Linked DNA regions of Homo sapiens: region 1 is linked to region 2. The links are chromatin contacts, found by Hi-C in ENCODE. All regions are on one chromosome and are shown on one strand. Each heading gives the region's core, a stretch centred on a gene start or an enhancer-like site at or near the end of the contact. The rest is flanking DNA. Distances are from core to core; before and after follow the strand shown.

Region 1 (5,603 bases), core at 779-3,278, 99 kb before region 2:
CTGGGACCCCTTGTGGAGAATATAGGACACCAGCCCACATTATCATGGACTTGGGTAAATGCTGTGCTAAATCTTGGGTTAGATTTGGAGCTTGATGCTGTGAACAGCAGAGGGATTGGAATATGGGGGTCCTAGCTTCCTGCTCACCTACTATCAGCCATACAGGTATGGGGGAAGGTCAGCTCTATAGCTACAGATGGTGAATAAGACATGGCTGGGGCCGGGTGCGGTGGCTCATGCCTGTAATCCCAACACTGTAGGCTGAGGTGGGTGGATCACCTGAGGTCAGTAGTCTGAGACCAGCCTGGCCAACGTGGTGAAACCCCATCTCTACTAAAAATACAAACATTAGCTGGGCACGGTGGCAGGTGCCTGTAATCCCAGCTACTGAGGAGGCTGAGGCAGAAGAATCACTTGAACCCAGGAGGTGGAGGTTGCAGTGAACCAAGATCGCACCACTGCACTCCAGCCTGGGTGACAAAAGCAAAACTCCGTCTCAAAAAAAATAAAATAAAAGACATGGCCGGGACATGACAGCCCAAGAGGAAACTGAGGCAAGGCAGGAAGGAGTGCCTGGAGCCCAGGTGTCCACTGGCTTCCAGCACACAGCTACACATCTTAGACATGGAATGGGATAGCTCCATGCTTTGGTTTCCTAGTTTATAAAATGAGGATCCTAATAGCGGCTCACAGATTGTCAGGACTAAGGCTGTAATGCGAGGAACATTATGACAGAGTGGGTTCCTGCCGCAGTCACTGCCCATCCATTTTGTCACTTGACGTTCCCAACATCCTCACAAAAGAAGCAGGAGAAAGGAGCAGGGACTCATCTGAGTCGTCTCCTCCTTTTCCTCTTCTCTGAAAATCCCAGTCATTTTTATCCCATGACTAGATTGGGCTTCCAAAAGCTCTCAGCCAGGAGTTCCCAAACCTGATCAGTCATTGGAATCCTCTGGAAACTCCTCAGAACACAGATTCAGGCTCACCAGATAAGAATACCTTGGCGGGGCCCAGGAATGTGCATTTTTAAAGCTCCCTGGGAAATTGCTGCTGACCTGGAGTGGGGAAGCCCCCGCCCCACAGCGTGCAGGCTCCAGGTGCAAGTCACCAGGACACTCAAGGTGGTCGGTGTCTGGAGATCTCAGATAGGGATAATCCCTTTATTTAGAGGGGGTTTTTAAAATCTTGAAATCAGGAGATCTTTGCAATAAACAATGTGCGTGCCTCCTTGCAAAGTAATGTAAACCAATAACAGGCTCCAATAACGCTATTTTTAAAAGGCTTTAAATAACTTTTCCGATGCAAAACAACCCACTTAACCAGACTTAGTTCATTTTATGGCCAGTTCTAAAGCTGAACCACTAGTGTTCCGAGATCATCACTGAACCAAACGGAGCCATTTCATGTCACCACCACACAGGCAACTTGCTCTGTGACATTAAACCAATAGATTCCACATAGGTGCAGGCCAGAAAGAGTACTATTTGCGGGGCTCCCTTCACTCCCTCAGTGGCGGGCACTGCCCTAATAGAATTCCCAGTGTTCTTGACTGTGCCTGTTTCATGCACCAAAAGGAAAAAAAAAAAAGTTCTTCATCTGAGCCTCTGGCTCCTGGCAAACCTGGAGATAAGTTCAGCTGATGTGTTTTTCCCGATAAGTTAGTGTTACAGGCTTCACAATGGTGACCTCAAATCCACATTGCGATGGACAGCAGTGCAGCCAACGCACCAAGCTCGATAGCCCACTGCCTGCCTTTTAATTAAAATTCCAAGTTGGTGTTTTTGTTTTCAAAGGAAGGATGGAGCCCATCAAGGTCACTCAGTGCAGCCAGGCGCTGCTGGGAAGAATGCCTCGCTGCATATTTACACTTCAGCAGCTCCTGGGAGGGCAGCACGCTGCCGCAGGAAGGATTTCTAACAACTTTCAGAATGGTTTCCAGATATAAATAGCCGCTATGGCATGATATATTCTAGCAAGAAAGACTGGAACAAAAGTAGGTTATTGACTGGCAGAAGCCTGCCTGCCAGTGGGCACTGGAGCCTCCGGGACTGGGCTCTTTCCAGCTATATTTAGCATCCACATTAATGTACTGCCTGCCGAACAATGCCCTCTAGAAGAGCCACATAAATCAGAGGAGGAAAGATTACTCAAATTTATGAAGCAATCACGGGAGAAACCCCTGGGCACAATCACTGTGATAAATACCTTGTTAAGCCCCCTGCCCATCCCCACCTTATGCTTCCTGTTAACACGAGGGGTCCATTACTGAGCGCTGCTACTTCCCAAAGGAGAAGCCATCTGCATTGAGGAGCTGTGCAGCAATCTGGGCCCAATCCAACCTGGCAAAGCCATTCTTAGAATTAAAGAGATGGAAGAGCCCGCTAAACAAGCACGCTCCCTCCCTGGATTTTTCAGGGCGATCATTTGTTCTTTTCAATGGCAAAATCTTTTTTTTTTTTTTTTTTTGGTAATTTTGTTCTTTTCAGTCGCAAAATCATTAAATACAGAAGCAAAGAGGTTTTCATGTTTGTTCCTTGACACGATTTTTTATGTAAAGAATTGTCAGGGAGCAATCCTGGCTGGGCGCGGTGGCTCACACCTATAACCCCAGCACTTTGGGAGGCCGAGGCGGGTGGATCACCTGAGGTCAGGAGTTCAAGACCAGCCTGACCAACATGGTAAAACCCGGTCTGTACTAAAAAATAGAAAAATTAGCTGGGTGTGGTGGTGTGCGCCTGTAGTCCCAGCTACTAGGGAGGCTGAGACAGGAGAATTGCTTGAACCCGGGAGACAGAGGTTGCAGTGAGCTGAGATCGTGCCACTGGAATCCAGCCTGGGCGACAGAACGAGACTCTGTCTCAAAAAAAAAAAAAAAGTGTTGTCAGGGAGCAATCATTTGTTGGACTGTGTTCCCTGGTTCTGGGGTCAAAGATGAGGAGCCCTCGCGGCTTTGAACTCCCCATTTTGAAAATGCAAGTGAAAGGACACCTCCCCCACAGAAGAGCAAGCTGGGCCACATGAGAGGCAGTGTTGGGTCTTGCATCAAGACATGGCACCAAGGGCAGCATGCCCCCTGGACAGGAAATTGGATCATTACCTCATTGATTCTGGCTCCTGGTGGGACAGCTGATTTCACGGTGGGCACACAGTGTCATGGCTAAGAATAAATCTAGTATCAGCTCCATCACTTACTGACTCCATGATCTTGGGCAAAATCCTCCAATTCTCCCAGCCTCTGCTTCCTCATCTGCAAAATAGGCGTAAGAAGAGACCCCACCAGGAGGAGCTACTGCAAAAATAAAATGAGAAAATGCAAGTTGTAAAGCACTTATTGCAGTACCTGGCACATAGTGAGTGCTCAAGGAATATTAGCCATTATTTTGACAGATGTTGACGATTCCTCAAACTCTGCCTGCATCTCCCCCAAGCCAGAGAGGATGCAGGGTAGACAGGTGAGGTCAGGGCTATCCTGCCAGTTTGCCACTGGGAGTGCCATTCATTCATTCAAATATGAATTGAGTCCCTACTGTGCAGTAAGTATTCTATGAGTGGGCATCATGTCTGTGCCTTTGTCTTCCCTTGTATGAAGTAGAATTAGGTATCTATGTTCAAAGATCATAATTCCATAAATCCAGTCCACTAATTGGCTGATTACATTCACACAGATCATTTTCCTTTTTCATGGTGATAATGTGAATATCATTCACGGCACACAATTTTCAGAAATAAACTGAGCCTGAGAAACGTTAACGTAATTGGACAAAGCAAAGACCTTTCATGTATTAAGCAATATAGACAGACTGGAAATAAATTATTTTTCCCTTAAAACTCCAGTGTCTTTTAACCACTTGGAGCAAGATGTCACTATTGAATGGAACAGTGCTAAAAAGTGGTGAGAAAGGATCTTTTGCTGACGTAAGTATTACTGTAACCTAATGTGCTAAGATCTAAATAACAGAGAACAAAGGGGTGCCTCCACACTCCCCGAAGACAATGGAACGGGCTCCCAATTCTTCAGCTTCATCAGGGTGTGAGTCACTCCGAACAAATCACTTCACCTCTGCAGGCTTTCATTTCTTCATCTGTAAAAAATGCAAATAATGACACCTAACTCCAAGGGTTTTGTGAAGCTTAACTGAGGGAAGCTGGTGCTTAATGATGTGGGACACAGGAAGTAGAGACCCTCCTATCCCTGGGGAATACCCCTCCCCCATCCAGTCTCTACCTAGGGCTCTCAACAGGAGAGTGAGAAGTTTCGAGCAAGGCCAGTCACAGGCGGCCCCTACCCTCCTGTATACCCCAATGTCTCTACATAGATGGACTTAGATTGCTAGGAACATCAAAGCAGGGTTTGAATTTTCCTTCTGCCCTCACCACTCTACTGAAACTCGGCAAGACCTTCTAATCTCTGAAGCTAATGACCTTTGGCCAGGATTCATTTTCCTCCCTCTTTTTGCAGCATTTGACACTGGCTGATTTTCATCTTGAAATCATTTTCTCTTTTGGTTTCTATGATATGACGCTGTTCGAAGTTTCCTTCTATCTCTCTAATACTTTCCTTCAAACTCCTCATTATAGGCTCCACTTGTCACTCTGATTCATAAATATACACAACCCCAACATTTCTAGACCTCTTCTTCTCCCTCTAGATTCTTTCCTTCCATCTATTTTATTCATTTCCATGGCTTCAACTCTCTCTTCACATCTCTCTTTCTAAAACCAAATCTTTATCTGTGGTCCTGACATCTTTTCCTAATCCTACAACAGGTGGTTGAGCACTCAAATACCTACAGGGGCCAGGCAGGTAATATGGTAATATAAGTAACAAGAACAGCCTGGACCAGAGAGGATTATAGGGAGCAGTGGGGACTGCAGCAAAGTGGAGAGCCTGTAGTTCACTCACAATTCCACCCTTGTAGTTTTGTAGGAATGAGTGCCCAGTATTTCCAAAGCTTAACATTTTTCAAGATAAATCATAAATGCAGCTATAATAAGCAATTAACTTTAAACAAATTCAGTTTTTAGATGTGCAGATCAACCCCATGCAGGGCAAATTGCACCTAAAAGCCAAATGTGGCCCATGAGCACCTAATTTACCTTATCTTTCTAGTCTCACAAGTTTAACTGCCCATTTTATGCCTTATTGCAAAGTCTTGCTAGAACTTCAAATTTCACATTATTCAAACCCACCATAATCTTCCCTAGGCCAGCTCTTCTTACTCATGCCTATAATTCAGATATTGCCAAACCCATTCCCCCCAGCACACAGGTTTGAAACTTCTACATCACCTTTGACTTATTCACTTCTACTCTCCACTGACCAGCTCCGCTACATCAACTTTGCAATGAGTCTTGAGTCTAAAAGCTCCATTACATGCTCACTGACACCATTAATTCTCCACTGTGATGTTACAGTAGGCTTCCTGGTCTCCCCATTTTCTCTTTCTCCCCTTCTTAACCCATCTATGTACTACTGACCACCTTCCTAAAATACTCCCTTTCATGTAACTCCTCTGCTCAGGAGCTTTACAGCTTCCTATCAACCCATAATCATGAAGTTTAGTGTAGATCCTTGTCAACCTGGCATTCAAGATCCTGCAAAC
Region 2 (5,835 bases), core at 1,229-3,728:
TCTTATTGAAAAGGCTATTCTGTAATTGTTGCCATTAGTGAGGCTACCATTAGGCAGTTGCCTAAAACTTCCTGGAGGGACTCACTGGAGGCTCCAGCAGCCACGGTTCACTCATGTAGAACAGCAGGAGCTGCGCTAATTTCCACTCTCCCATCCATTAGGGGAGAGAAGCAGCTCATTAGAGGTCCTCCCCTCTCAACTCCAATTACCCTGGGATAATGACAAAACATGGAGCACAGTAGAAACTCTGAGAGCTCCACAGCCATTCCTCTCATTCATGATCTCTGTTGATTACATCCACAGAAATAAACTCCAGACCCCCAAATCTTCGCACAGCCAAGCTTGTCGACATAATCAGCCATGTGAATGCCTGGTCACATTAATTTAAAGGCTGAGCGTTTTAATCTACATATGAGACTTTTAGGGGAAATGCTTAACATAATAGCATAGCCCAGAAAGTTGTTTTGTTTTGTTTTTTCCACGTCTTCTTCCTCTCACAAGGAAAGAAACTCTCACAGCAAGGTGAAGCAAAATCATTAGTCTCAAAAGTTTTAATATTATATTTCTAACCTTTGTAGAGAACTTAAATGCTAACCCAGATATCCCCTCCCAAAGTCATATTAGTTCAGCAGCAAAAAGATTGTGGGGGTGGGGGTACAGGGGGAAAGGCTGGGTGAGAGAAAGAGAATTATTTCCCAGAAAAGCATAAAATTGCAAGAATCTCAAAAAATTGCATCTCCCTTTGCCACTGTATCATACCACCAGGCATAACGGGGCCCTGGGCCGCAGGGCCTGTGACTTTCACACACTTTTGTTCAATGCCATTAAAATTTCAGTTCTGCTTTTATGCTCTCTTATCTGCTTAGTTGATTATTTATGTTGCAATTCACACTAAGTTCAAAAGCCACCACTTTTTGATTTTCAGATGTCTTCATCCTCACTGGTGTCCACCTCATCCCCAGGCCTATCTCTGGGACAGGCAGCCCTTTTCTTATTTCTGGATGGGATCTGAGAAACTGTCATGATACTTGTCTGAACTTGTTAGTGGTAATGTCTCCATAGTGCTGCAATAAGCAAATGTATCATTCAATTGTCTCACTATTTTAAGTGAAGCAACCAGTTGCTTTCTGTGTTATGTAAATATTCTTTCAAATATGCAGAAGCATATTTTGGAGGGGGCTATTTTACTGACATCTTTTTCATGGGCACTAATGAACGAGATATTTTTACAGATAATCTAAATAGCATAGAGCTCATGTATTATAAGGATACTGTTAAAAAGAAACAGTGCTAACCACATATCCCAAAGTCCTGACGGAAAAAAACTGTAACTGTTTGGAATGTAATAAAACTGTCCAAATTTTACATGAAGTCAGCTCTGCAAACAGCAAAACATAAGTCACTCTTCTGTTTATTCTGTGCCAGTAATAAACATAAATTGTTGCTTCCAGATAGAAAATAAAAACAAAGAATAGAGGCGCCCTCTTGTGGAGAGAACCAACACTACCACTTCAAAATTGCTAGCTTTCTCCAATTCAGACCATGTCCCAAATCATATGTTCATTTTTAAAGGAACTCGCCTTCCTAATTATTGCTCAAGTGAATAGTTGTGCTACTAAGCAAGGGATTCGTAGTTTCATTTGCTCTGCAATCAGAGGCCTTGCCTCCCAAATTCTAGTTCTTGGGTTAACTCAGCTGACGCACCTGTGAGTTACCATAACCCCATGACCTCGCCAAGGGCCCATATACATAGTGCCTCCTTTGCTGGAACTTCCCTCAATGCCTGGGGCCAGCCTGGCTAGGGCTGTGACTCTTAAGGGTCTCACTTCAGGTTCTGCCCCTCTGGGGACATACTGACCCTTGTTACTACATGTCTGATGAACTGGTCTTTCTCTGTATTGTACGTTAATTTTATCTTCATTATTTGAAAAAGAAAACCTGTTATCAATAAATCTTGCAGTCATTGTCCTAAGAGCAATAATTGTGCTGTTCTTATGTTTCGAGAACAAGCTAGAGCAAGCAGTGTTTCATAGCATTTATTATGGTTTTCCAAAATTGCTGAGCTTTTTCTGTCTCTCCTCAGATGACAAGCACTGGAAAGGCAGAGACCCTTACCTCCTTTGACTTCACACCGTCAGGGCCTTTCATGGTTTCTAGTATACAGTGGGTGCTTAATAACTAGGTGTTGCACAAATAAATCCCATTTCCACATCCAAATTTGGTTTGCTGAAAGCAGCAGCCAAGACAGCCACATAGGTAGTAACGCGCACAAGGGAGCGGCAATGCAAAGAGGAACTGTGGCTGAGGTGCCCGGAAGCTCCGCTTTGCAAACCGGGGACTGCAGGGGAGAGAGGACGGAAAGGCCGTGGCGGCCGAACTTCCGAGGCTGAAGTATGACACATCCACCTCACTCTGCCGCACCCACACTTCAGTGGGATCAGGCTCCCTTGGAGGGTTTGTTAAATGCAGGGTGCTGGGCTCCACCCCAGAGGCTGTGAGTCAGTGGCTCTGGCGTGAAGCCCAGAATATGCATCTCTACCAAGTTTCCAGGTGATGCTGTTGGTCTGCAGAGCACACTTTGAAAACCACTGAGGTAAAGCAGTGCTTGATTCACACTCCGACTGCAAATAAGGAACACCTGGAGACTTCTGAAAATGTGGGTCGGCCACACCACGTCCAAGACAACTGAAATCCCTATGGGGGAGACTCAGGTGGCAGTCATCTTCAACTCCACCCCCACCCCACCTGGCAGAAGACTATAGACAGAAAGTCTTGGCCAAAGTCCAGGGCTTTGTGTATATGTTATTAGTTTCATGGAAAGAAACATACAATAACACGTCACTTTACTGCGAAGATTTCCCCTACATTATCTCATTTGCACCTCAGACAATCCTGGGGGGAAAAGAAAGCAAAAAATGTAGCTCAATTTTAAAGAAAAAGAATTGAAGTAATAAATGGCAGCCCTTGGACTTAAGCCAGATGATTTCTTTTAAAATACCACCTTTAGAGTTAAGTAAACTTGGAATAGAGGTCAGGGTCCAGCTAGGGAACCAGAAGCCTCTTGGAGAATTTAATAAACAGCTTGGCTACAGAGGGGATGGAAGAGCTGAGCAAAGCAATTCAGGGATTAGCAACACCAGGAAACTGCCACCAACCTGAAGAAAGCGCGAGAGGGGTGAGTGGCCTTCACAGTCACCTGGTGCAGCAGGACCCCGATGGGCCTAGCAAAGCCATGGAAGAGAGAGAATGAAAGGGAGAGATTCACTGGCTTCTCCCTTCCTGCCAAGCTCCAACCAGTGTCTCCTATTAACCCAGCCAATGCAGAAGCCACCTGACCTGGAGCTTGGGAAATGCAGCCGGGCAGGCTCAGCAGAACTGTGAGGGTCCTAGCACAATCAGGCCCAAAGCTGGCCACATGGACTTGAATCTCAGGTCTGCCCAAGTAAATTGGGTAACCTCGGACAAGTTACCTGACCTCTCAGAAATGGAATTCTTCAATCCATAAAATGGAATTCTTCAATCCATAAAATGGAGATTATATCTAGATTCAATAATTGACCCTAGCATGTCGCTGGCCCTGAGCAGGTGCCCTATAAATATTAGTTTCCCTCTCTTCTCCCTGCTCCTCTGCTATCAAAGCTGTTGGTCTTCTCTCTATCCCACAATTAAGAAACCACTGGAAATGATGAGTCCACACTTCAGCGATCTCTATGCTACTTCCACAATGAGAGTTGAGACTTTCCCATGGGGCATGGCGGATATTGCTGCCTAACCGTGGATGTCATCAAACCCCAGAGCTGCTGTTGCTGTCACAGGAGAGCTAGAACAGGACTACAGAAAGGTAGCTACCATAAGCTATAATAAGACAGCGTCTGCTAGGGTGCTTATGATGGGGCAATGGTCAATTGAAAAACCTTCTTACAACACAGCCCAGAGAAGCGATGCCTCTGGTGAATAAATTGACACAGAAGTGTGAGGTACAGACTGGCCCCCAAAATATTGTTACCAGGCCATCAGGTTGGTGACCACAAGCTACGGAGCCAATCTCCCAAAGTCTTCCAACAGAATACCCAGGAGGTAAAACGTTTCCCAAAGACATTTTCAGGCACATGTAGGGCATTTATTTTTAAATCACTGTTTATCATCAATAAAAGCAGTAGACTCACCTTCTTGTCACTTTCCCATTTAAAGAAACTGGATGCACATTTTACAAGAATTAATTAGTAAAGACAGATAAGAAAAAAGAAAGTGTTGGAGGTAGGAAATGTAGCTTCATGATTATTTGGTAAGAAATAAACAAGACTTTCATCATTAACAATCTAACATGCTAGGCTTTGTTTTTATTAGTCTATCTTAGAGTATGCTAAATTATTAAAGCCTAAACAACAATTGATGTTTTTTTTTTTTAAAAAAAGGTAAAATCTTCACTTAGAAGAAAGTACGTAACTAGGAGTCAGTAGATCTGGGTTCTATTGCTGGATCCAATGCAAAAACTTCAAGTCTCTGGGTTTGTTTTATTTCCTTTTTAAAAGTAAAGTTAATAAATACTCTCAAAGATTTCTCCCAGATCTAAAAGTATACAATTCTTTTCCAATTTCAGATGTTACCTATTATCCCACTGAAAATTCATTAGTTGGGGTGGGAGTTTAGTTTTAAAAAGAGCGATGATATATCAATAGTGTAGTTCAATGACTTTCTCCCTGAGAAGTAGCACAACACTGAGTTGAAAAGGAAGACTGAGCATGGCGTGGTGGCTCACGCCTGTAATCCCAGCACTTTGGGAGGCTGAGGCAGGCGGATCACCTGAGGTCGGGAGTTCAAGACCAGCCAGCCTGGCCAACATAGTGAAACCCCGTCTCTACTAAAAATACAAAAATTAGCCAGGCAAGGTGGCACACTCCTGTAATCCCAGCTACTCGGGAGGCTGAGGCAGGAGAATTGCCTGAACATGGGAGGTGGAGTTTGCAGTAAGCCAAGATCTCACCACTGCACTTCAGCCTGGGTGACAGAACTCACCTAACTTCTCCAAGCCTCCGTCCTCAGCAGTCAAACACGGTGACTTCCTCCTAGGGCTTTTGGATCAGTAAGTGAGCCCAAACATGTTGGACACTGCATCAGTGCAAGGCATGAGGTATCGCTCATGTTACCTTTTATTATACCACAGTTAAGTGCCAACAAAAACCTTTTCCTTTTAGTTGGTCATTATTTAAGAAATCTGCAGAATCCTATACCACAATTTACTTTGGGAAACAATATCTTTAAAATTTGAGGTCAATTTTACTAAAAAATATAATTAACTTCTAGAAAACTCAAACCTTCATATAAATGCATATAATGAAAAGAACAAGTCTTTCTCTCTTGCAGTTAGTACAGATGTTAGAATAATCATAACTTTTCCTCTATTCAGATAGCATCTCTTTTCCCAAAGAATTTGATGTATTTTTCATAAGTATTTTCTTTAAGTATCTTGACTAGAGGATATAATCCCAGTTAAAATATGATGTGCTGGCTGGGCGTGGTGGCTCACACCTGTAATCCCAGCACTTTGGAAGGCTGAGCCGGGTGGATCACCTGAGGTCAGGAGTTCAAGACCAGCCTGGCCAAGGTGGCGAAACCCTGTTTCTACTAAAAATACAAAAATTAGCCGGGCATGGTGGCAGTCACCTGTAATCCCAGCTACTTGGGAGGCTGAGGCAGGAGAATCTCTTGAACCTGGGAGGCGGAAGTTGCAGTGAGCTGAGATCGCGCCACTGCACTCTAGCCTGGGAAACAAGAGCGAAACTCTGTCTCAAAAAAAAAAAAACGATATGCTTTGTTGGAAACAATAATTATGAT

The links. Hi-C counts contacts between places; a loop is a spot of excess contacts on that map. Pooled maps may share reads with other maps.
Region 1: a loop to region 2 is called in a pooled map, with 4 times the contacts of the local background. The contact joins two enhancer-like sites. A Hi-C loop is called at or near these places in 2 of 168 maps with a recorded cell type or tissue (CD8-positive, alpha-beta T cell and OCI-LY7), 2 of 37 single-sample maps with no recorded cell type and 6 of 50 pooled maps.

What each region holds. Positions count from the first base shown.
Region 1 is chr13:21,732,514-21,738,116 of GRCh38, reverse strand. No RefSeq gene overlaps it. Among named protein-coding and RNA genes, the nearest start is that of FGF9, 64 kb to the right of the region's middle. Within about 2 kb of position 2,028, at least 2 of the 41 ENCODE cell types and tissues checked have a DNase peak (open chromatin) inside an H3K27ac peak, as active enhancers do.
Region 2 is chr13:21,634,079-21,639,913 of GRCh38, reverse strand. No RefSeq gene overlaps it. Among named protein-coding and RNA genes, the nearest start is that of MICU2, 33 kb to the right of the region's middle. RefSeq lists an enhancer at 805-924. Within about 2 kb of position 2,478, at least 3 of the 41 ENCODE cell types and tissues checked have a DNase peak (open chromatin) inside an H3K27ac peak, as active enhancers do.